Linked DNA regions of Mus musculus: region 1 is linked to region 2. The links are chromatin loops, found by intact Hi-C in ENCODE. Cell type or tissue: left cerebral cortex. All regions are shown on one strand. Links, peaks and the distances in the headings refer to the core of each region. The heading gives the core; the rest is flanking DNA.

Region 1 (11,504 bases), core at 1,939-9,938, 86 kb after region 2:
TTGGTATTTCAAGACATGTTCTCCTCCTATTTTTCCAGCACTTGAGAGGCTCCACCTTTAGCACACACACAGCATGAGGTCAGAGGTCACCTTGTAAGTACAAGGGGGAATCTGTGTGTGATCCCCAAACCCCACTGTAGTGCCCCAAAAGTGGAGGCATGCTTGGAACCCCAGAGCTGAGGAGGCTGAGGCAGTTGTACAGTACCACTGAGCCGTACTCTAGATCAGTGGAAGACTGTCTCAAAACCCAAGAGGGATGGTGCCTGAAGCCAGCCACTTTGAGGCTATTTTCTGCCCTCCACGTGGATCTGTGCATGTATGCACCACTCATACATACATACATACCTGCACACACAAACACGCACAAGCATGGAGACAACCAAAGAAAAGCATTATGTGACCCGGGCGGTGGTGGCGCATGCCTTTAATCCCAGCACTCGGGAGGCAGAGGCAGGCGGATTTCTGAGTTTGAGGCCAGCCTGGTCTACAGAGTGAGTTCCAGGACAGCCAGGGCTAGACAGAGAAACCCTGTCTCAGGAAAACAAACAAACCAAAGGGGCCAAAGAGTTGGCTCCATGGTTAAAAGCACTGGTTGCTCTTCCAGAGGATCCCAGTTCAGGTCCCAGCACCCACATGACGGCTCACAATCATCTGTATCTCCAGCCCCTTCGGGATCCGGCCTCCATGGGTACCAGGAATGTCTATAATGCGCACACACCAGGAATGTCTATAATGCACACACACATATGCAGGCAAACCACCAATGCACATATATTTTTTTTAATTAAACTTAATTAAAAAATAATTCCAGCTGTTTAACTTCAGAACACAAAAAAATGTCTCCCAGTACAATCCACCAAAGATGACCGGGTCTAAAACATTTCCTTTGGTTACAAATTGGCTGCACTTCTATTTTTCATGCAGTTCCGATCTGTCTCTGAGATAGGCAAAGAGCCCGAGTGGCCTCAGAAGTGAACTTTCCCTTTGGAAAGCCAACTCTCGGGACACTGTGTGTCTTCTTCCATCCCAGGCTGGGGAGAGGGGAGAAGCTGTGTGGAGGAGACCAGGACATTGGCTGCATCTGTGGACGTGGTGTTCCTTCTCAGGCTTCTAGAATTTTCCCCACTTTGCAAAGAATTGACAAGGGTGGAGTTCAGGGAAAAGGACTGGTGTTCAGGTTGATCTGGCGGGAAATCGGTGAACGTCTCATAAAGCTCTCTCAGCTTCCATTTCAGTTTGCATCTGTCAGCTGAGGGTGGCAGTAATTCTAAGGGCAGAGTAAATAGTCTGTATTTAGTACTTAGCACACAGGCAGAGCTGGCCAAGGGATCTGGGGAGGTGGGTGAGTTGGTGAAGCAGTTGTGTGCAAGCATGAGGACCTGAGTTCAGATCCCAGTACCCACCTGAAGTTCTGAGTCTGGTGGTGTGCGCCTGTAATGCCAGCCCGGGGAGGTGAAGATGGGAGGGGCCCTGGGGTTTGCTGATCATCTCATTTAACTCATCTGTGAGCTCTAGGTTCACTGGGTGACTCTGTCCCCAAAAATAAGGCGAAGAGAGATTGTTACAAATCCCTAACATTCATATGGATGTGTTTGCACATGTTTGTACAACCAGCACACATCCAGAAGGACATGTGTATACACACACACACACACACACACACACACACACACACACACACACACAGAGAGAGAGAGAGAGAGAGAGAGAGAGAGAGAGAGAGAGAGAGAGAGAGAGAGTGTGTGTGTGTGTTAGTGGTTATTAGTGCAGAGGAAAAAAAAAGTCCACAACTGGTTAATCATTTTCAAATGTAAGATGCTCAGGCAACCATTTAACCTGTATGAGGCTAAACATTTGAGAAGAATAGGACTTTGTGTGTGTGTCTATGGTGTGTGTTTGTATGTCTGTAGTGTGTGGTGTGTATGTGTGTGTGTGGTGTGTGTGTGTGTGTGTGTGTGTGTATGGTGTGTGTGTATGTGTGTGTGTGTGTGTGTGTGTGTGTGTGTGTGTGTGTGTGTGTGGTGTCTGTGTGTGGGTATGTAGGGTGGTGGCTCTGCCAAGGCTGGAAAAGGAGCACTGGTTATAAAGACTGAAATAGGTGTCCAAAGAGTGTTGCACGGCCTCCGCTGGAAGACAGCTAGGCATATCTTCCACCTGTGAATTTTCTTGCTTCTGCTCAGGGAAAACAGAGTGGATGGGGACAGTGTGAGGAAGAGACTTTCTGGTTGTTCATTTGAACTTGGCACCATGGAAATGAATTAAGCCTAAGAAAGAGGAGGAAGAGAAGGAGGAGGAGAAGGGGGAGGAAGAGGAAGAGGAAGAGGAGAAATAATTACATTTAAGCAAGTTTTACCATGAGGACTAGTGCTGAGAATTGACAATCAAGACCTAACAGCTTTGACAAAACTTCCACTAATGTACAGTGGTCAACGGCTTCAATCTCCAGAGGGCAGGCTGTACCCAGCTCAATTCAGTTTAAAGACCTGATATTTTGATAGTAGCCATCTTCTCTCTGACTCTCTCTGTCTTTTCATTTTGTTTTTATTTTATATGTATGGATGTTTTGCCTCCATGCATGTCAGTGCACCACACGTGGGCAGAGCCGTGGAGATCAGAAGAGGGTGTTGGGTACCCGGGACAGGAGTTACAGATGGTTCTAGAACACCACCTGGGTGCTGGGAATTGAGCCCAGGTCTCTGAAAGGGCATCAATGCTCTTAACCCATGAGCCATCTCTCCCACCCTTTGAGTCATTAAAAAAAAAAATCCTATCAGGGTGTGGTGGCATATGCTTTTAATCCCAGCACTTGAGAGGCATAGGAAGTGGATTTCTGTGAATTCCAGGACAGTCTGGGCTGCACAGAAAATTTCAGGCTAGCCAGGGTTACATAGTATTACCCTGTCACCAACCAACCAACCAACCAACCAACCAACCAACCACAACTTGAGTATATGGTAATACAGATTGAGTTTCATTGCAGAGCTGTGCCGAAACCGTCAGAAAGTCACAGTGCTTGTAGGGGGTCAGGTATGTCACTCAGCAGATCGCCTTTAAAAGTTGATTTCCTTGATCAAGACCAGTGAGCTGGCTCAGTCAGTAAAGGTACCTTCCACCAAGACTCATGACTCGAGTTCAGTCCCTGGATCCCACTTGGTGGAAGATGAGAACCATTTGCAAACAAGTGGTCCTCTGACCTCCATGTTCCAACCATACACACATAAAACAAATAAAAGTCTTTTTTTTTTAAAAATGATTTCATTGTGGTCTTTCTATTATCTTTATTGGTGTTTTCCAATCATTTGGGCCAAAGATAATTTTGCTTAAATAATTTCAGATTCTGGGAACATAATTTTCTCCTGTGTGTGTGTATGTGTGTGTGTGTGAGGGAGGGAGAGAGAGAGAGACAGAGAGAGAGAGAGAGAGAGAGAGAGAGAGAGAGAGAGAGAGAGAGAGAGAGAGATTGAGTTTGCTCTAGATCTTCTGGGCTAACTCTCTTCAGGGACACTCTCTGCTCCCGGTGAACTTGTGGACCAAGTAAGAAAGCGTGGTGTGTTGAAAGCGTGGTCTTTTAAGGTGGCTGTGTAGTTGCATGAAGCAAATCCACAGCCTTCTGCAGCCTGTGGTCTAGGAGCCCCGGCAAACCTGGGTGGTAAAGGTCTGTATTATGACCCGGGGCCAGTTACTTAACTCTGCAGCCTGGAACTCCTTATCTGTTAGGGTTTCTTATCTGCCCCAGGGAGGAGCTTTTGTTTGGAGACCTTTTGTCTCTTGGTGCTCTGTGGGTGTGAGTGTTGACCTTTGGAGGTGGAGAGACTCAGGTTTGTAGGAAAGGCAGGGCGATGCTTTCTCCATGGTCTCTAGAGGAATCCAAGCCAACTCGCTCAGGGAACCGTCAGGCCCTGGGGCAGTGGTGGCTCTCAAGCTTAGCAAAGGGCCTTCCTTAGGGCCAGTTCCGTGATAGCCTGGCTGCTAGAAGGTCTGGAGAAAGGCCCGCCAATCCCAGGGAGTCAGAGATGAAGGTGTAACTTCTAGAAGGGTTCTTGGAGATAGGGGAAGTGGACTGGAACACTGAAGGTCTAGTAAAATCAGGTAGGTGAATGGTTAGGGAGGCCACCCCCCTCTGGAACAGAGCAGTGGCAAGGCTCTGACTGAAGGAAGAGAGGGCTGCAGAGATGAACTACGCCCCCCACCCCACCCCACTCCCCGCGCAAGGCGGGTGGGGTTGCTTCAGAACCAGGAGGGACTTGCAGGGTTTAAAAGGTTACGGTAAGCTGCAGTGTGGGACACTAGTGTCTTAGTAAGGGCGGCAGTCTTAATGGAAGCAGAGGATTGGCAAGGTAAGGGTGAGCAAGCTTTGCTCCTCTTCGCTGTCCTTGGCTCTTTGCTTAGTCGAAAGGACCGGGTCCCGGGCCAGAGGGTCACTGAGAGAAAATAGACCCAAGCCTCTTTCTGTTTCTTTCAGAGGGTCTTCCTGGTTCAGGTGTTTTAGAATTTATAGGATTAGATGAGAGGGCTTTCCAGTGCTGAAGATGGAGAACCGTTACCCCTCCAAACACACCCACCCACCTACCCACCCACGCACGCGCGCGCGCGCGCGCGCACACACACACACACACACACACACACGCGTATACACACCACCTCCGCGGCTTTTGGCAGCAGCCTCTTCAACCCATGACCTCATGCTTTAAGCTTCCATATAGTTTTTCTCCCGCCCTGTCCACACCCGGAGCCCAAGTGGGGGTGGGATGGGTCAGGGACAGTGGCTTATCTCGCGCCAGATTTGAGGAGAAAAGGGCACACGATTCCTCCACACAGGGGAGGGAAAGGATGGTGTAACTTTTCCTCGTGGGGAAAAAAAAAACCCTCGTTGTCCTACAGATCCTCCAACACTGAAGTCTAGATCTCCGCGCCGGGTGGCTGTTTTAGTTGAACTATCTTTGGTGCACGTTTCCTCAGACTAGAAAAGAAGTACGGAGATGGTTGGAGATGCCGGGGATGTTGGCCTAAGGTCGTGGCACCTGGACTGATCTGCAGTCCCAGGACGAGGTCTTGTTCAGATCCCTTTCCATTTCCGAGGCCAGCCAGCGGCCCCCCCCCCCCCCCCCGCCCCAGGGGGGATCGAACCCTTGGCTAGCCTGCCAGCCGGCGCCCTGCCCCCTTGCTCGCAGCTGCTCTCCGTTTGGGTGCAGCGGTTTTCCCCCGCAGAGCAGGAGGAGGAGACAAACCCAAGGAGGGGGAGCGACTTCAGGGCTCGGGTTTCTGCAACCAATGCCGAGCAGCCCCGGGCGGCCCCCCGGCGGCGGGCCCTCCTCCCCGGCACCACGTTCCACAGTCATGGCGCACGGCGAGGGGCGGACGCAGGGCCGCACCCGCGCCCCCTCCTCTCCTCCCTCCCTCCTGCCCGCCTCTCTCCTAGGCAACATCCCTCCCAGACCCAGCGGAGATGGAGACCGCTCCCCGCCCCCAAGGGGCAGAGGATGGAGGCGCGAGCTTCTCCAGAACCCTCAGATCCCTTCCTGGGAGCACCCCCAGGCCCTAGAAAGACCGGGGGATGCGGTGGTGTTGGTGAGGGTTCGAGGCACAGTCCTTTTTGCAGCCTGCCTGGATCTTGGTATCTTTGCAAATCCTTAAATAAACAACAATAAAAATCTCCCAGCCCGAGTCGTTAGATTTGCAACGCGCCTTTTACAATAACCGCGACTGCGACGCAGGAAGCAATCCTGCAATGGGTCCGGAGTGGGAAGGCGGCAGCTTCCCGGCCACCAAGCTGCTCTCCCACCCCTCCCACTCCAAGGGGGCCTCGAGTCCCCCACCCCCTCCGGGGATCCGAGTCTCTGCTACACTCCGGGGACTGACAGGTCCTAGGCTCGTGGTCCCATCCTCTCCAGTTCAGAGACTCGCCAGCTTACAAAAGGTGCAAGCTCACGTATACACTACGCGGAGCGCGGAAAAGAAGAAAAAAAAAAAGTCGTCCGTGCACCGGCTAGGGGAAGGCTGCGAACAATGCACCGGGCGGCCCGCGCCTGCCGGAGCGCGGCGCCCCGGGGGACAGGGGCGGCGGGCGGGGGCCGCGGCGGAGAACCCGCCGCGCTGGACACCTTACTTCCTGCTTCCCCGCCCGCCGCCAGCCCCAGCTCTGCGGAGGGATATCTCTCCCCTCCTCTGTCCCTCTCCCTCTTTTACCCGCCTGTCTGCCCCCCTTTTCTGACCCCCCCCCCCACTCCACCCCGCCTTTCTCCTTTTGCAAGAAAATAATTTGACAGTCGATTTGCTGACAGGGGAGGAATTTGCATCCTGGATTTAAAAAAAAAAAAAAAAAAAGGCCGAGAGGAGCTTAGGAACGGTTGCTAGGGGTGGGTGATGGGTGAAAAGGGGTGGGTTGGGGTGCTGGGGAGCGGATCCGGAGGGCTCGGGGAGGGGGCCATGCAAAAAGGTAAGGCCAGGTTAGCGCTGCTCGGCCCTGAGTGGGCTGCGGCCGGGGGAGGGGCGAGAGATACATATGTATTTCTGTCTCCCCAGCACACCCCCTTCCCTCTATGCGATGGCTGAGAGGCGGTGCATGCAGATGGGGAGTAAGTTTCCTGGAGGGGAGGAGGGTGGATGCACGCGCGCAGCCCGGCGCTGCAAATTTCCACCGGGGAGGGAGAGAGTGGCTGGATGCGGAGAGTTTGGAGTTGGAGGGCAAGGAAGGGAGCAGGGCCTGGGGGAGGGGGGAAAGAGGGGTGCTATTGGTGCTGTATCTGGGAGTAAGTTTCCAAGGACGAGAGAGCCTGCACGCTTGCTTGCTAGCTAGTAAGTTTCTGGCCGGGGAGGGCGCGTGAGGAGGAGGGGGGTGTGCATGTATATAGAAGGGGGGAGGGGGGAGCAGATTTCCTGCGGGGAGGTTGAATACATATGGAGAGGAGATTTCCTGGAGGGAGGGTTGAGGCGTAGACCGGACCGAGTAAGTTTCTTGCTGGGGTGGTGGCTGAAGGTGGTGAGTTGGTGCTTTAGAAAGCCCTGAGCTTCCCACCCGGGACTCAGGGGGGAGGGGGCCGTGCTGTGGGAGGGAGGGGCGAGGGGCCAGGTTCCCTGCTTGGGGAGAGGGGCTTGCATCTGGGGAGTATGTTTCCTGGCGGAGCGATATTTGTTTACAGGCTGAGGGCAGTACTGTAAATGAGTAGCTGCGAGAAGGCGGCTGACATAAATTAATATTGAAATTATTCCATCAGCTCGGCTCGCCCCCCATCTCACCCCCCCAAGTGGAGATTGGTCGTCTTGTCGGATTGCCCAGGCACTTGTTGCCGAAACAGCCAAGGTAGGCGAAAAGCTTATTAAGTTTCATTTAAAAAAAAATAGTTGGGAGGAGGGATGCTCCGTAAGAAGATGGGGGTGGAGTGTGGAGGGAAGCCTGCGGGGGACACAGAAAGACAAGTCTCCCGAGGCCTCTTTACTTTCAGTACGTTAGCAGGGCCTTTTCCCTGCTCGCCTTCTTCCCTGTTCCCTCTCCGGGCTCATAGCATCCCAGCAAAGGGGGAGGGGTGAGGTGGGCGGTGTAACTGGCAAACCCCAGCTTAAAGGGTGTCGGTGGTGGGTTTGAAATTGAAGGTTGGTATATTATAAAGCCTCCATTCTTCCAGCCAAGAAACCGCAGGACCCTAGGGATGTGTCTTTTGGGGTTTTTGACATGATACATATGTGTATATATGGGAGTCTGCGGGCTCTGTGGGGGCTGGGTAGTCCCCAGAAGTAAGTGTGGCCACCCAGGTGGGAGAAGTGTATAAGCAGGCGAACTTGCCTCTTCACTCCCCAACTTCAGTCTGTGAGTCTGGGAAGTTACTGCTGGTGGGCTGAAGAAGCAGAAATTACAAACCAAAGCACGGTTTTACCCACGGAGGCAGGCTGACAGCACCTGGTAGGCAGCCTCTGGCCAGCGCCTGGCTGGAGCTTGCAGCCCGCCATCCTTGGGTTAAAGAAGAAAAAAAAATATGCCTTGGGGTTCCGGGCAGGTTAGAGTCAGCTTGCTGTCAAACTCCTCAGACAAATGTTGCTTTGGTAAGTGAAGTGTTTGTGTTGTAGTCAGTGCTTGGTCTTTCGTGGTCCTGGACTGTCTTGCTAAGTGTGTGGAAGTCATGCTTCAACATGACCAGTTCAGGCATGGCCCAAGACGTCAGCAGAGCATGCCTGGGAGAAGCAGTTTCCTTGGCCTTTTCCTCAGGCAGCCGAGGTGATTTAAAAAAAAAAAAGAAGAAGAAGAAGAAAAATAGAAAGAAAGAAAGAAAGAAAGAAAGAAAGAAAGAAAGAAAGAAAGAAAGAAAGGAGTTTTACATTGTCCCAGGCAGTGACAATCGTTTGCTTGCACCCTCGGTACTTCTCATTCAAGGAGTTCTGTGGGGAAGTGTGCTTTGTAGCCCACTCCGACAAGATGCTTGGAGGAGCCAGCACTTAGCTAGTTAAACCAGCAGTCTTTGCCTCTCCTTGCTCGCTTTCTTGGCTCGCAGCCTACTGGGTTCTGCAGATCCTTTAACTTTGATGGGTGCTGGTGTGGGGAGTTGAACTTGGCCAGGAGAATTTGAGCACCAGGGGGTCTGGCCAGGAACTGGTTAGTAGGGATATGGCATAACCACCCAACACCGAGGTTAACTAAAGTCGGTTAAGCTTTCCTGAGTTCTGTAAACAGGTTTTGAGTTTAGAAAGGGAAAATGGGTTAAAAAACAAAACAAAATAATAACACCACCACCACCACCACCACCCCCTTATGTTACTGATAAACAGTCCGTTTTTCCTTCTCTCCTTCCTCCCATCAGGCTTCAGGATCAAGGGATTAATATTTGGCAGATTGAGAGTTGAGTTAGTTCGAAATCTTAGTGCCACCTATCACATGTTCCCAACTAGGCATTAGCTAAACAAATTAGCTGTTATCTTTAACTGGGCTATTGGCTGAGTCTGATTGGGTGTATACGCTCAGAGAGTAAATAAGAATTCCTCATGTGTGTTTATTCCAGGGTGGAATTATTTACATGTCTAACCTGGGAGCCAAGAATGGGTTTTTTTTCCCCCTCTTAACATTTATTTTATTGTCTCGCTTTTGGCCATTAATCAAGTCACAGTAGCGCCCCCCCCCTCCGCCATTCAACTGAGAATGTTCTCGTGGTAATAAAGGCTTGAAGGCCCAAGAATCATAATTCATTCTTTTTATAATATTGTGACAATTGTCAGGATTTGATTTACAGGAATTGATACCCGGAGTGACACACCCCTTTGGGCCCCGCCCTTTCAGGCATGTCCATTTTCGCCAACTGATTGTTTAGAAGCTAGCCTGACATGTTGGGGGGGGGGGAGAGGAGGAGGGAGGGAAGGCGCCTTTGCCTTATGCATTATAGGCACAGAGAAGATTAATTTTGTAGGTTCCAGAATGAACGTGGGTCTTTTCACAGCTTGGTAAGCAGGCATCCACGTAGCAGGCATGTGCTAATATCAGAGAGCATTGACAGAAGCTTACTGTGGAAATAGTCAGTCTAGCAGCTGTGCAGAGAGCACTCTGTTAACCGGCCTGTGCCTGTGCTATTTGTTGAGTTCAGAGTTTAAATTATAAAGAGGGGAGAGAGGAGAGGGTGTTGTGTTCCGTGCCTCGTATATTAAAATGTGCAGACACGGAAAACAAAGCTTATTTAGAATTTTCTCTTTCTTTTTTGATGTATGGGTTTATCGTAAGAACACAAAGTATTGTTTTTCTCTCCCTAGGCAGGGTGGGGTGGTGCATAGAAGAATTTGCCAAGAGGCTGATAGGGTGAGAAGAGCTAAAATTGTTTATATTTAGTAGTTGGTTTGAGTTTGTGGGCATTTGTAACGTGACAGAACTTCTAAGGTGGCTGTATGCTCAAGGCAGGCCAAGGTGAATCTGAAAATGGATAGGGTACCAATTTTTAGCCGGTTCTGCATATGGGGGTTATTGTTATTATTTTTTTTTTAAAGGATAGCTCTTTGGGTTCCAGCTTTATTCTAGAGTCACGTGGAGTGAGAACCCAGAGCTCTTGACACTGTCTTCCTGGGCCAACGGCCAAATTGCTTCATGGACTCAGGGCGAGTTGATTAACTTCTGTTTTTTGTCTTCTCCTGGAGAAATGGATTTGTACGTTGGCATTCCACAAAGGCGCTTGAGCGGCCTGGCAACTGTGCCAACATGTAAAAGCCATTACTTAGGAAAGCCTGCTGTTGGTGTAGAGTCCCTCATTCATTTACATCTTATGGATTTTTTTAAAAATACTTTTAATTGTGTTTTTGTTCGTGAGTCTGCATGTGGGTATGTACACATGTGAGTGCAGATTCCTGCTGAGGCCAGAGGCGTGGGGTCTCCTGGAGCTGCAGTTATAGGCAGTGGTGACCCTCCTAGTGGGTGCTGGGAATGAAGTTCCGGTAGTCTGCCAGGAGCAAGCAGTTAAGTGCCCTTCACTACTGCTGAGCCACCTCTCCAGCCCTGTTGTAGATTTATTAAAAAAAAAAATCCTAATTATACGTGCTGCTGTAGAGGGAGCTTGTACTTTCAGGCACCCAAAATAATTTCAGTTCATCTTCGAAGTTTCCTCTCCAGCCAGCTGGCTGGATGATCTAATGCTGAGTCAAGCTTGAGGTTAGTTAAGCTGTTGTTCCCGGGCAGCAGGTAGCTTTGGGGAGGCGAAGTGGACCCTCAAAGCTTAGTGTGAACTTGCCTGATGAGCTCACATGTGGGCTATTGCAATTCGTGCGAGTGGTGATAGGGTCCTTACTGACTGACGGTGTATGGTGACTTCCGGGACCTGGACTGCCACTCTGGGCTTTTCGGGAGAAAGCTCTAGATGGTTTTATTGACTTTGGATATTGACCCAGAAAAAATAAGGATCCAGACAGGTGCTCCAGACCTGCCCTGGAGCCACACATTTCTGAACTCACGAAACTGTGTGGCTGAAACAGGGAAGAGGGCTGGAGTCCTCAGAGATCTTGTGGGAAGGCTACAATCTTAAAGGATCTTGTGGGTTAACCGTATTTTTAGATTTTCATATTGGAGAGTAACTGGTGAGGTTAAAATATAGTTGAGATTTTTCTCTTTATCCCCACCCTGTCCGGAAAGGGACTAAAACCCGCCGGATTGCAGTTACTGGTATGCTTATCCACTGATGGATATGGGCGTGCGTGCCTGCGTATATGCGTGCGTGCTTGCGCGCATGCGTGTGTGCATACGCAAGCCAGATGTCAGTGTTGCCTGTTTCCTCCTCAGGTGCCCTGTCACCTTATTTAACTTATTTATTCATTTGACTTTTATTTGTGTATATGTGTACCCCTGCGCATGCGTGGCGGTCTAGGGTAGCTTGTGGGAGCTGATTCTCTGCTTCCACTTTGTGGGTTCTGGAGGTCAAACTTAGGTTGACAGTCTCTGTGGCATATGCCCTTACCATGTGTCCCCACCTGTCCCAGGCCTCGGTCCGGCCCTTTTCACTTTAAATTTTGAAACGGAATTTCTCACTGAATCCGGAGCTCATTCATTC
Region 2 (11,504 bases), core at 1,462-9,461:
CTCGTTGCAATGAGTATCTGCATGCAAAGTTTTTTGGGCAAATATATATATATGTACTATGTGACACAGTGCAGTTTCCAGTGAGTGGTGATGCCGAGGTAGGGAAGGTGGAGGAATGGAATGGCGAGTGCACAGTGGAGGGAGGTGATACTGGAAACAGGACAGCGCCGGGAATGGGAGGGTTAATCGTTGTGAGAGAAAGCTTTCGTGGACAGGAGAATGTGTCCTTGCTGAATAAGGCTGGCAGGGTAGCGTGCAGCAGCCTGGAGAGTGCGCAGACACAGCCTCCGAATACTGCCCAGCTGTGTGGCTGCCCTGGTTCTGAGCAACGGCAGGATGGACAAGATGAAGAACAGTTTATTTTCTAGATTTGACCTTCTTGAAAGACCTCTATGGTTCTTGCTGCCCCTAGAGGCCCCGTTGGTGTCCATGTTCCCCTGTATCAGGCCGTGTGGAAGCCCGAGGTTCATGTGGGTGTCTGTGGTCCTAACCACAGCTGCGGACCACACTGATGTCCATAGCTGTGCTACCACGGAAGGCCGTGTGATGTTTGTGCTGCTGCTGAGGGCCATGTCTGGTTCTGTGGTTCTGCTGAAGCTAGGAGAGCCATGTTGATGTCTGTAGTCTACGCTGCCAACCAGGGCTGAGTTACCACCTAATGTGTTTATACAAAGATAAAGAGGAGGGGGATATGTTCTATGGAGGTGTGGCCAGGTATGGGGGAAGGGGGTGCCTCAGCGGGCCCATACCAGGGCATCCCTTCCCCCAGAGGGATCAGCCACAGATGGTATAGTATAGAATAGAGTTTATTCAGGGCCTGGGGGGCGGAGTTAAGGGGGTAGTGGAGGCAGAGAAAGGAGAGAGAGAAGGGAGGGGGAGGGGATGGGAGGGGAGGGGAGGGGAGGGGAGGAAAAGGAAGGGCCCGGCCGGCCATGAGCATGGGGGGGGGGGGGGGAAGAGAATGGGGAAAGAGGAGGGAAGGGAAGCTGAGAAAGAGCAAGAGAGGAACAAGAGACCAAGAGGGCAAGAAAATGAGGAGGGGGCAAGCAGCCCCTTTTATATTGAGTCGGGCCTGCCTGGCCATTGCCAGGTAACTGTGGAGTGGAGCTTAGACAGAATGCTAATACCCCGAAGGCCATGCAGGGGTCTGTGGTCCTTGCTGCTGTTTGAAGCCATGATGACCATGACCTGTGCTGCAGCAGGGGGCTATGTCTGAGGTCTGTACTTCCAACAGAGACCATCCCGAGTCTGGCACATGCTGACCCTAAAGACCACCCGGACACTGAGCGGTCTTGAGGACCAAAATGTGTCTTACAAGCACACTGAATGAACTGCAATATCCTCACCACACTGGAGTTTGGCAGAGGCGTGGGATCAGGGCCTCCACTCCAGACTTCCTGAACTAGAATCTTTGTGGTGATTAGGTCTCCACAGGGTTGGTGTACATGGTAACTTGGGAGACTCATTGTTCAAGAACATGGTTCTTGTATTGGGCATGGATTGTCTGGAGGGTAAAAGAAAATCTCAAGAGCTCAGGTGCACCCAGGCCAATTAAACTCCAGTCTCCAGGAGGTGGGCCTGGTGTTCTACATGGCCAAACCCCCAGGAGATTGTGACAAATGGCCACAGGGTATGCGTGTGTGTGTGTGTGTGTGTGTGTGTGTGTGTGTGTGTGTGTCCATGTCCAGAGGACAGCCTCTGGGATTCTTTCCAACGCTCAACTCACCTTAAACAGTTTGTTTGTTTGTTTGTTTGCTTGTTTTATTTTTATTTTATTTTTATTATTATTTTTTATTTTTTATTTTTCTAGACAAGCTATCTCTGTACAGTCCAGGTGTCCTGGAATTCAGGGATCTACCTTCATGTAGCTGCCATGTTGGCGAGCCTTCATGGCTGTAGCCCCTCTGACATTTCTAGGACACACAATCTCACAGCAAACTTCCTGTTCCTCTAACAACTTTCCTGCTCCTCTTTCACAACAATCCCCAAGCCTTAGGTGTAGGAGCTGTGTTGTAGACAGATCAGTTGGTGCTGGGCACCTCCCTGCGCCCACAAACACTTGTTTTGTGGTTTTCTATAATGGCCTCTGTCTGTTGCACAGAGATGTTTTTAAAAAACCCCTATGACTAGCTTTTTAAAAATGTGGGTTTGAGGGGCTGGACATAGACATTAAGAGCACTTGTTTCTGTTACGGAAGACCTGGGTTTGATGATGTCCAGGGTCCACACGGTGGCTCACAACCATTCATATTTCCAGTTCTGGGAGATCCAATACATTCTTTTGACCTCTGTAGATGACGGGCATGCTCGTGACACACAGACATATCAACAGGCATAATACAGAACAAAACAAAACTAAATCGATCTAGCACCCACCATGGGTTATGGGAAGCAAACTTAGGTCTTCTGAGAGCAGAGGAGAGAATGCTTTTACAGATCTATCCACTGAGGGTTACTCAGGAAGGCACTTAAGATGAGTCGAAGAGCAAGGTGTGGGTGGCTCACACCTTCCATTCCAGCACTAGAAATCCTGAGGGAGGAGGATTGATTTGAGGGTGAGGCTATTCTGAGATAGATGCTAAGTTCCAGGCTGTCCAGGGCTACAGAGCAAGGCCTGAGATATATGCTAATGCAGGGCTACATAGCAAGGCCCTGCCTCAAAACAAAACAAAACAAAACAAAACAAAACATAAAGCTGGGTTTGAGAGTGCCCCTGTCTCCTGTAGCCTACTGGACCTCAAGGCTTCTGCTGACCACCGCAGCCCCCTGAGGACTTTGAAAAATCTCCAGGGTTAGTTGTGCACCTGTGCAGCTCAACCTGGATCTTTCCAGAAGCTCTGATTGAGGTGTACTCTAATGTTCTGTGGTGACTGAGGGCCACTGCTCCAGCCAGATGTGCCATCTTTTTTTCCCTGGGGACAAACTAGTTGTTTGGGAAAGCAAGTTAGGGCCTTTTAGAAAGCAGAGGTCCACTGGGAGGGGGCGGGGCACCTCCTAGCTTCTGTAATCCCAGCACTCAGAAGGCAGAGGTGGCTGAATCTTTGAGTTCAAGGCCAGCCTGTTCTATAGGGTGAGTTCCAGGACACCTAGGGATGTACAGACAAATCTTGTCTTGAAACAATACCACCACCAGAAGGAGGAGGAAGAGGAGGAGGAGGAGGAGGAGGAGGAGGAGGAGAAGGGGAGGAGGACGAGGAGGACTTGAGGGTGGTGCTACTGTTTAAATTATAAATTTTCATTTAAAAAGAGAAGTTGAAAGGATGTGGTGGTGCATGACTGTAATCTCAGAATTTGGGGCGTGTTGGTCAGAGGTTCAAGGTCATCCCTGGTTATATAATCCACTTTGGTTATGAGTCCCTGTCTCAAAAAGCACCAAAAAACCTCTCTCTCTCTCTCTCTCTCTCTCTCTCTCTCTCTCTCTAGCACTCAGTCATGCACACACATGCATTTGAGCACTCACTATCCCTTTAATTAAAGGACAAATTTTGTCAAACTTGCTATCCCAGGTCAATGAGCTCAGTTCTCTCACAGGGTTAAAGGCTGTCAATTTAGTCTCTTGACCACTAGGCAGACAGAACCTGTTTGAGGGAATGATAACCCTTAGTCCCCAGGAGAAATTGCTCATAGTGCAGGCAAATTGGGAAACCCAGCATGCACTACCATTTAAAAACTTTTATGTAAGAGTTAGATAGATCCTATGAGAACACCAGGGGACTTGATTTTTTACCCTCAATGAATCAACATTGGCCGAAGCTTTTTGGAGAAGGCAATATAATTACAGAAGGTATTCTGGGAATGGCCACTCTAACTCAGAAGCTCTGCTAAACCTGTTGGGCACGCAAAAGGGGTCCTTGTGGCAATCTTACCCTGTAGACCTCACTATGGTTCCTATTTTCAGATGAAAATGAACAGCTGGAGAAAGGAAAGAAAAGAGCTGAAAAAGAAAGCATTTGAATCCAGGCAACCAAACTCTAGAACCTGCTGTCTGTCTGTCTATCTATCTATCTATCTATCTATCTATCTATCTATCTATCTATCTATCAATTATCTATCTATCTATCTATCTATCTATCAATTATCTATCTATCTATCTATCTATCTATCTATCTATCTATCTATCTATCTATCTATAAACAGGGTCTCACTATTAGCTCTGGCTATCCTGGAATTCACTATGTAGACCTGACTGCCCTCAAACCTACCAAACCTGTCTCTGCCTCCCCAGTGCTGATATTAAAGATGTGTGCCACCATGCCAGGCTTCAGGATCTGCCTCTTAATCTCTAAATGTGTCAGCTAAAAATAAATTTAGGAGACATGGCTCTTAAGTCAAGGGCACCTCCTGCTCATGCAGGGGACAGCCAGAGTTTGGTTCCCAGCACCCACATGTGGCAACTCACAAAGTGCCTGTAATGCCAGCTCCAGGGGATCTGATGCTCTCCTTTGGTCTCTGGGGGCACCTGCATATACACAGGAACATGCACACTCACATACACATAAATAAAATAATAAATCTTCAAAAGAATAGATGTAGACACTGTCCTTTCAGTTATATTTATTGAAGGGAGGGCTAAGGCAAGTTCATAACTCAGAACCCAGTGAACCCTAGAGGGACTGTTGTACCCTTATTTTGACTGTCAGTTTAAGGAAACAGTATGTATCTTAGCTTCTTTTCCTGTTGCTGTTGTTAAATACTCTAACAAAAGCAACTTAAGGGAGAAAGGTTTACTCAGACTCACAGCTCAAGTTACAGACTGCCATGGAGCAGGAGGAGTGGGGGAAGCCAAGGCACCTGGAGCTCGGAGGAGCTGGCTGCATCCCATGCACAGCGGAGAAGCAGTGTGTGTGTATGCTGGCCACGACTTAGCTCACTGTTCTCCGCTCTGTGTAGTCCAGGATCCGCTGCCTAGGGAACACTCCCACCCATGGTTAGGAAGAGTCTTCTCACATTAACTCAATCAAGCCCGCCCTTGACAGGCATGGCCAGAATTCCATCTCCCAGATAAGACTAGGTTCTGGTGAGCTGGCATCTGATGCTGATATAGATACTATTTATTGAGGCGGAAAAAGTTTTCAGCAAATGTTATGTTAAAACAATATATTAAGGTGGGGTAGGGTGATGCAGGCTTCCAGAACTTGAGAGGTGGAGACAGAAGGATGAGGAGTTCAAGGTTAACTTCAGCTACTGTGCAAGTTTGAGGGCAGGCAGACCTATAGGAGACTGTGTTTCAACTAACTAAATAAGTATGTAACTAACCAACTAACTAACCAACTAACTAACAAACCAACTAACTAACCAACCAACCAACCAACTCAGTTAGAAAAGGCATTTAGCAAGCCAGGCATAATGTCACATGTTTGTAACCCTAGCTTGAGAGACAGACCGGAAGAGAGTTAAGGCCGATTAGTTGCATAGTGAGTTTGAGGCCAGACTGTATCACTTTGAGATCCTGTTTCAAGACAAAATGAAACAATCACACAAACAAACAAACAAACAAACAAGCAATCAAACAAACAAACAACCCCCACCCCACCCCGCCCACCATCCAAAAATGACATTTGGAGTCGAATGTGGTGATGCACGCCAGAATGCCAGCGTTTGGAAGGCTGAGCTGGGACGATCTCAGATGCCATGCCAGTCTGGTTGGCTAGTACTGTGGAACCCTTATACCTCACCCTTCCCAAAAGAAATCACACACAGTTGAACTTCCAGAGACAAAGTCAGTGGCTCCCTATGAGCGGGACAGAACACAGAAACGTCAACAGCCAGTTAAATCGAGAGCAATTGCAGGAACTTTTGCTTTCGTCGTTACATTTTTCTTCATGATCTAATTTTATCCCAATGCATATTGGGGGTAGTATTTTTTTTTAAAGAAATGCAAAGTTAGATATTTCAGGAAACGAAAGAACAATGCGCAGTCTGAACTGGCAGGAACCGGTGGGAGCCGCTTCTCTAGACTGCCCTGACACTAAAATTAGCACTGGCAGGCAGGCAGCTTAAGGAAAGGAGAACCAGGCTGGCTGTGTGTGATTTTTCACATGGTCTCATGAATGCCTTATTTATTTATTATTTATTTATGCGTCCATGAATGTGGCGGTCATAGGACAACTTGAGGGAGCCGGTTCTTTCTTTTCCACTCTGTGGGTCCTCAGAATCGAACTCAGGTTGTCAGGCTTGGTAGCAAGCACCTTTATCCACAGAACCATCTTGGTAGCCCTCTTTGAGGCTTTAGGACAGAGCCTCTTAGTGCATCTCTCCATTCCTAATTGTTCACTCTTGGAAACTCCAGAGCCGAGCGATACCCTGAGCCTTAGTCCCTAAGGAGATTTTCTGCTTGAAACCTGATTCTGGTTCCCAAGCCCGTGGTACCAGGACTCTATCTTGCCAGGCTGGGGGCTGGGTCTCTGCCCTACAGTGCCTCTCTGATTCCTGAAATCTGGAATCCCGGTCCATACCGGTCCTTCCAGTTCTTCAGTCTTGTCAAGTACCTCCACTCCTCTGCTAAAGCAGACTCCTTTCATTTCACATGCACTTGTGTATGTGCGGAGAGACATTCTTGTGCGCACAGAGTGCCCATGTGTAGGCCAGAGGCAGGTGTCAGGTACCCTCTTCAATTGCTTCTCCACCTTAAAAAAAATTTTTTTAAGATTTATTTTTATTATATGTAAGTACACTGTAGCTGTCTTCAGACACACCAGAAGAGGGAGTCAGATCTCATTATGGATGGTTGTGAGCCACCATGTGGTTGCTGGGATTTGAACTTTGGACCTTCAGAAGAGCAGTCGGGGGCTCTTACCCACTGAGCCATCTCACCGGCCCTTAAAAAATTTTAAATGCTTATTTATTCATTTATTTGGGGTGTGTGTGTGTGTGTGTGTGAGAGAGAGAGAGAGACAGAAAGAGAGAGAGAGAGCACAGGTGCAAACATACATACATACATACATACATACATACATACATACATACATACATGTTTGTAGACCTTGCATGCCACAGTGCACTAGGAGGCCAGAAGAGATTCCCCCATTGGGCTTCAGAGATTCAACTCATATTATCCCAGTTGGTGATGAACACCCTTATACACTGACCCATCCCACCAGCCTCTTACCTTATTATTCTTTCAGACAGAATCTTTAAATGAACCTGGGGCTCCCTGGCTAGCCTGGCTGGCCAGGGAGCCCCAGGGATCCTCCTGTCTCTGCCCAATCCCTGAGAGCCTGGAGCTATACCAGAGCCTTGGTTTTTATGTTTGTGACGAGAATCCGAACTCTGGTCCTCATGCCTGCATGGCATACACTTTCCAGAGCGAACCAACTCCCCAGTGCCTAATCCAACTTTTCTTCACGATTCTAGCACACCAGGGTTCCCTAGAGGACAATTCAGCACACACATCCACTCACAAGAGCATCGACTGTGACTCCACACACAGCCCGGCATCCCTGTGTGAACTGCACATGTCTCCCACACAGTCCGAAGAACCTGACAGCCACAGTGACTCCTTGGTCCCGTTTGCTTTGGACATCTCCCAGTTTAGTCTGAAAGTCCCACATCCAGAAAAACGATTTAGTTTTGGCAAGATGTAGGGCAGCTGAACTTGGTGGTATGTTTTTGTCACCCTAGCTGCTTGGGAGACTGAGACAAGATGATCACGTGAGCCTAGGAATCTGAGAGTGGCTTGGATGGCACAGTGTGGCCTTCTGGTGGCTTTAATGAGACCCCCCCCCCCCGACCCATGTATCTAAATACTTGGTTCTCTATTGGTGGAGGGAACTTTGGGAGGTGGAGCCTTGCAGAAGGAAGTACGTCATTGGGGGAGGGCTTGGAGAATTTATAGCCTCACTCCACTTCCTGCTTGCTCTTTCGGCTTCCAGTGTGCGATTAGGATGCGGTCTCAGGCTCCTCCCTCTCCATGCCATCCCCACCATTATGGGCATGGAGCTCTCTGGAACTCCTGGAAGCTTGAGGCAGGAGAAACTCTTCCATGAGTTGCCTTTGGTCATAGTATTTTATCCCAGCAACAGAAAAGTAACGGATACTGACCAACCCCATTACAAAACAAAAGACAAACCAAAGGCAAAGTCTAGCCTGGTGGCTCACACTCAGGAGGCTGAGGAGGGAGGTCAGGAATCTAACGCCAGCTAGGCAGCGCTGTAAGATGCTCTCAGAAACAATGAAACGGTGTGTGTGTGTGTGTGTGTGCGCAGGGGGTGGTGTTTGACAGAAAAATTGGAAGACTTTCAGATTACAGAACACTTACCCCCACATAAAACTTTTTGTTGTTGTTGTTGTTGTTTTTAAATCGCTATTGCTAGATAAGTCTGTGAAACTCCTAATGCACGATTGGCCAGCAGCATCATAATAAAGAAACAACCCTCACAATTTTGAGGTGCAAAATGTGGCTCTTGCTACTTCAATACTCAAAAAAAATGAACTCACATATCGACACCGGAAAGGAAGGAAAAAGAACCTATGATGAAGTTGAAACTAAAAAAACAAATTAGCTTTATATCCTCTTTCAGGACCCATGTGTGGGCAAACAGACCTGTAAATATTTATGTGATGTTCTTTTGAAAAGATCTTTCTAAATATAACACAAAAGGTAGATAGCATAGGGGTAAAAATAGGTTAACTTGGTGACTACTGAAAAAGTCCACTTGTGGGGGCTGGAGAGACAGCTCAGAGGTTAAGAGCACTGACTACTTTTCCAAAGGCCCTGAGTTCAATTCCCAGCAAATACATGGTAGCTCACAACCACCTGTAATGGAACCCAATGTCCTCTTCTGGTGTGTCTGAGGACAGTGTACTCATATAATAGATAATTATTTCTTTTAAAGTCCACTTGTAAGCCAGGCATGGTGGCGCACACCTTTTATCCCAGCACTCGGGAGGCAGAGGCAGGCAGATTTCTGAGTTCGAGGCCAGCCTGGTCTACAAAGTGAGTTCCAGGACAACCAGGACTATACAGAGAAACCCTGTCTTGAAAAAAAAAAGTCCACTTGTAAGTCTCTTAAGATGAGACACTTGGGGGAAACCTTTGATGCTTGTATGACACATATTTGTTTAGAGGAAGTCTTATAGGTCTTGACAAAAGCAGACATTGGGACAAGCAGTCTGTTGTAGAAGGGCAAACGACAGCAGATACATGAAAAATCCTATGTTTTGAGTGGGCAAATAGAAGCAAATTAACAAAAAAAAAAAAGCTCTGCTCCTTTAAAAGTGGGTTAAGTGCTAATTTATGTGTATGGGTGCTTTGCCTGCATGTATGTATATCCGCCAAATGTGTGCAGTCCCCAAGGAGGCCAGCAGATGGCACCAAATTTTCCGGAGCTGCAGTTATGGAGGATTGTGAACCACCATATGGGTGCTGGGGATGAACCCAGATTGTGCTTGAAGAAGAACCAGTCTTAACCATTGAGCCATCTCTCCAGGCTCCCCTGACCCCTAAGTTTAATGTAAGCAATAATGTCCTATAGCAGCAGGAGTAGCCGGAGTCTTTCTGTAAGGCTGGCTGTCATTGGAAACAGGATCTTATCAATGTACACAGTTTCTGATCCAATAGATTTTGCTGAAATTACATGGAAATGTGCTTTAGGGGAAAGATCAGAGATCTGTGCAAATGTCTTTCTCTCTCTAATAATGTCCAGAGGCATTTTAGTTAGTATAATTAAAAGGAAGAACGAATCAAACACTTAGCTCTAGAGAACCAGCTACATAAATTATAGCAACCTGTGTTAGTAGTGGCTATGGATTCTTCACACAAGTGCTGTAGAAGGATGTTCAATGATGTGAGAAGACACCTCGACAGTGTCTAATGATGTTAGGTGACAAGACTCACTAAAGTCTTTACAGTTAAACCCAGAGTTTATTCTCCTACAGCTTGATTTTCCATTAAAATTTTTTTTTTGCTTTTTTAACCTTAATGTGTAACACACATTTATTGGATTTCTATTAAAAATGACTAATAATTATGTTTGTTTTTAAAAGAGAACTTTCCGAGTGTGGGCTAATTTTTGAGTTGCGAGTGTATGTAATCAAGGAGGCCTGAAGAGGGCGCCATAGTCCCTGGGTCTGGAATTACAGTTGGTGGCTGCCCAGCACTGATGCTGGGAACTGAGCTCAGGTCCTCTGTAAGAACAGCAAGCACTCGTAACCGCTGAGCCCTGCCAGCAGCCTCTGGGCCATGGTTTTTGAGACTACTGAACCACAGTGATATTCATATCCTACGATATTTACTTCTGTAATACATGAATTTTTGCATTTCAGGTCAGTAAACCAGGTCAGTTTCCTACTCAAAAGGGTGCAGTATTGTTAAAAGGGTTAAACCTGGGGAGATGCCTCAATCAGTAATATGTCCGCTGTGTAACCACGAGGACCCAAGTTCAGATCCCCAGCACCCAAGTGAAAGCTGGAGGTTCATCTCTAACCCCAGCACTGGGTATGGGGGAGGGGAGCAAAGCTGAGTGGATTCCAGGGCCGCAGTGCCGTGCCAGTCTAGCTGAGTGGCTAGCTCCAGACTCACTGGAGAGACAGATTCAAAACTATGGCAGACAGCTATAGAGGAAGACGTTTGGCATTGACCTCCAAATGTGTACCCAGGGGCTAGCACAAGCATATACACAGTACACACAGACTTGCTTGTAATTACAGCACGCAGAAGGTATTGGTAAGAGGACCAGAAGTTGATGGTCATGTTTGGTTTCATAGGGCGTTCAAGGCCAGCCTGGGCTATAAGAGACACTGTCTAAAAAAGCACATGCAGGTGCCGGAGAAATGTGTCAGGTGTTAAGAGCACTTGCTGCATTTCCAGAGGACCAGAGTTTGGTTCCCAGCATATCAAGAGGGGAGGAGGGTACAGGGTGGAGGGGAGGAGGGTGGAGGAGTAAAGAAGGGAGAGGAGGAGAGTGGAGGGAAGGAGAAGGGAAGAGAGGGGAGGGGAGGGGAGGAGAAGCAAGAAGATGAGAACGGGGAGGGGAGTGCCTGTACCCACCCACCTATCCTGAGTGTTCTGCCCTTAGCCTCTAGCCCTTAGACATCTGTTCTTAGAAGGCTTTGGCTGCCGAAGGAAGCACACAGACAACCCCTCTCTCAGAGGCTCTGGCTGCTTGCTTTGGTTTCCTTCCTCCCAGGTTGACAGCTGCTCTGCCTCGGGCTTTGGGGCTGGTTCAGATCAGTTTCCTGGGCCTGTTGACGTGGAAATACAGGCCAGAGGTTAAACCAAACTGGCCAGTCTGGTCCAGTTCAGGCTCGCGCTCTTGCCAAGACCACAAATGTTGCACTGGCTAAAGCTGATCACGTGGCTGAACCTAAAATAAATAAATACAGAAGATGTTTACATTCCTCGAACTCTCGTGGCAAATCGTTATGTGGGGCGGGAGGGGGGACGGGAGAGAGAGAGAGAGGGAGCGGCAACAATAATTCCTTCTAGGAAGAACATCTAGTAGCAGCAGCCAAAGGGAGTTCTCCAAGCAGTTTGGAGAGCTCAGCCTGCAGGGTCCGCATCAGAGA

What was found. Hi-C counts contacts between places; a loop is a spot of excess contacts. Peaks named below come from ENCODE experiments on the same cell type or tissue, not always from the same donor. Only the 100,000 strongest peaks of a DNase experiment are listed, where the experiment ranks them.
Region 1: it touches region 2 in a loop (6-fold over the local background); 2 of 42 quality-filtered maps call a loop at or near these places.

Annotation. Positions count from the first base shown.
Region 1 is chr17:47,134,610-47,146,113 of GRCm38, forward strand. It overlaps Gm41589 (a long non-coding RNA gene), which reads right to left and starts at 5,090. Exons shown (of 3, transcript XR_876847.2): 1 at 4,639-5,090; 2 at 1,404-1,530; 3 at 765-1,267. It also overlaps a transcript of Trerf1 not described here. In left cerebral cortex, for the core only: a CTCF peak has its summit at 5,396; DNase peaks (open chromatin) are centred at 4,667, 4,940, 5,310, 5,891 and 5 more places; H3K4me3 peaks cover 5,318 bases; H3K27ac peaks cover 4,601 bases.
Region 2 is chr17:47,048,869-47,060,372 of GRCm38, forward strand. No RefSeq gene overlaps it. Among named protein-coding and RNA genes, the nearest start is that of Ubr2, 44 kb to the left of the region's middle. In left cerebral cortex, for the core only: a CTCF peak has its summit at 9,310 (motif pointing right); DNase peaks (open chromatin) are centred at 2,489, 4,921 and 5,930; H3K4me3 peaks cover 433 bases.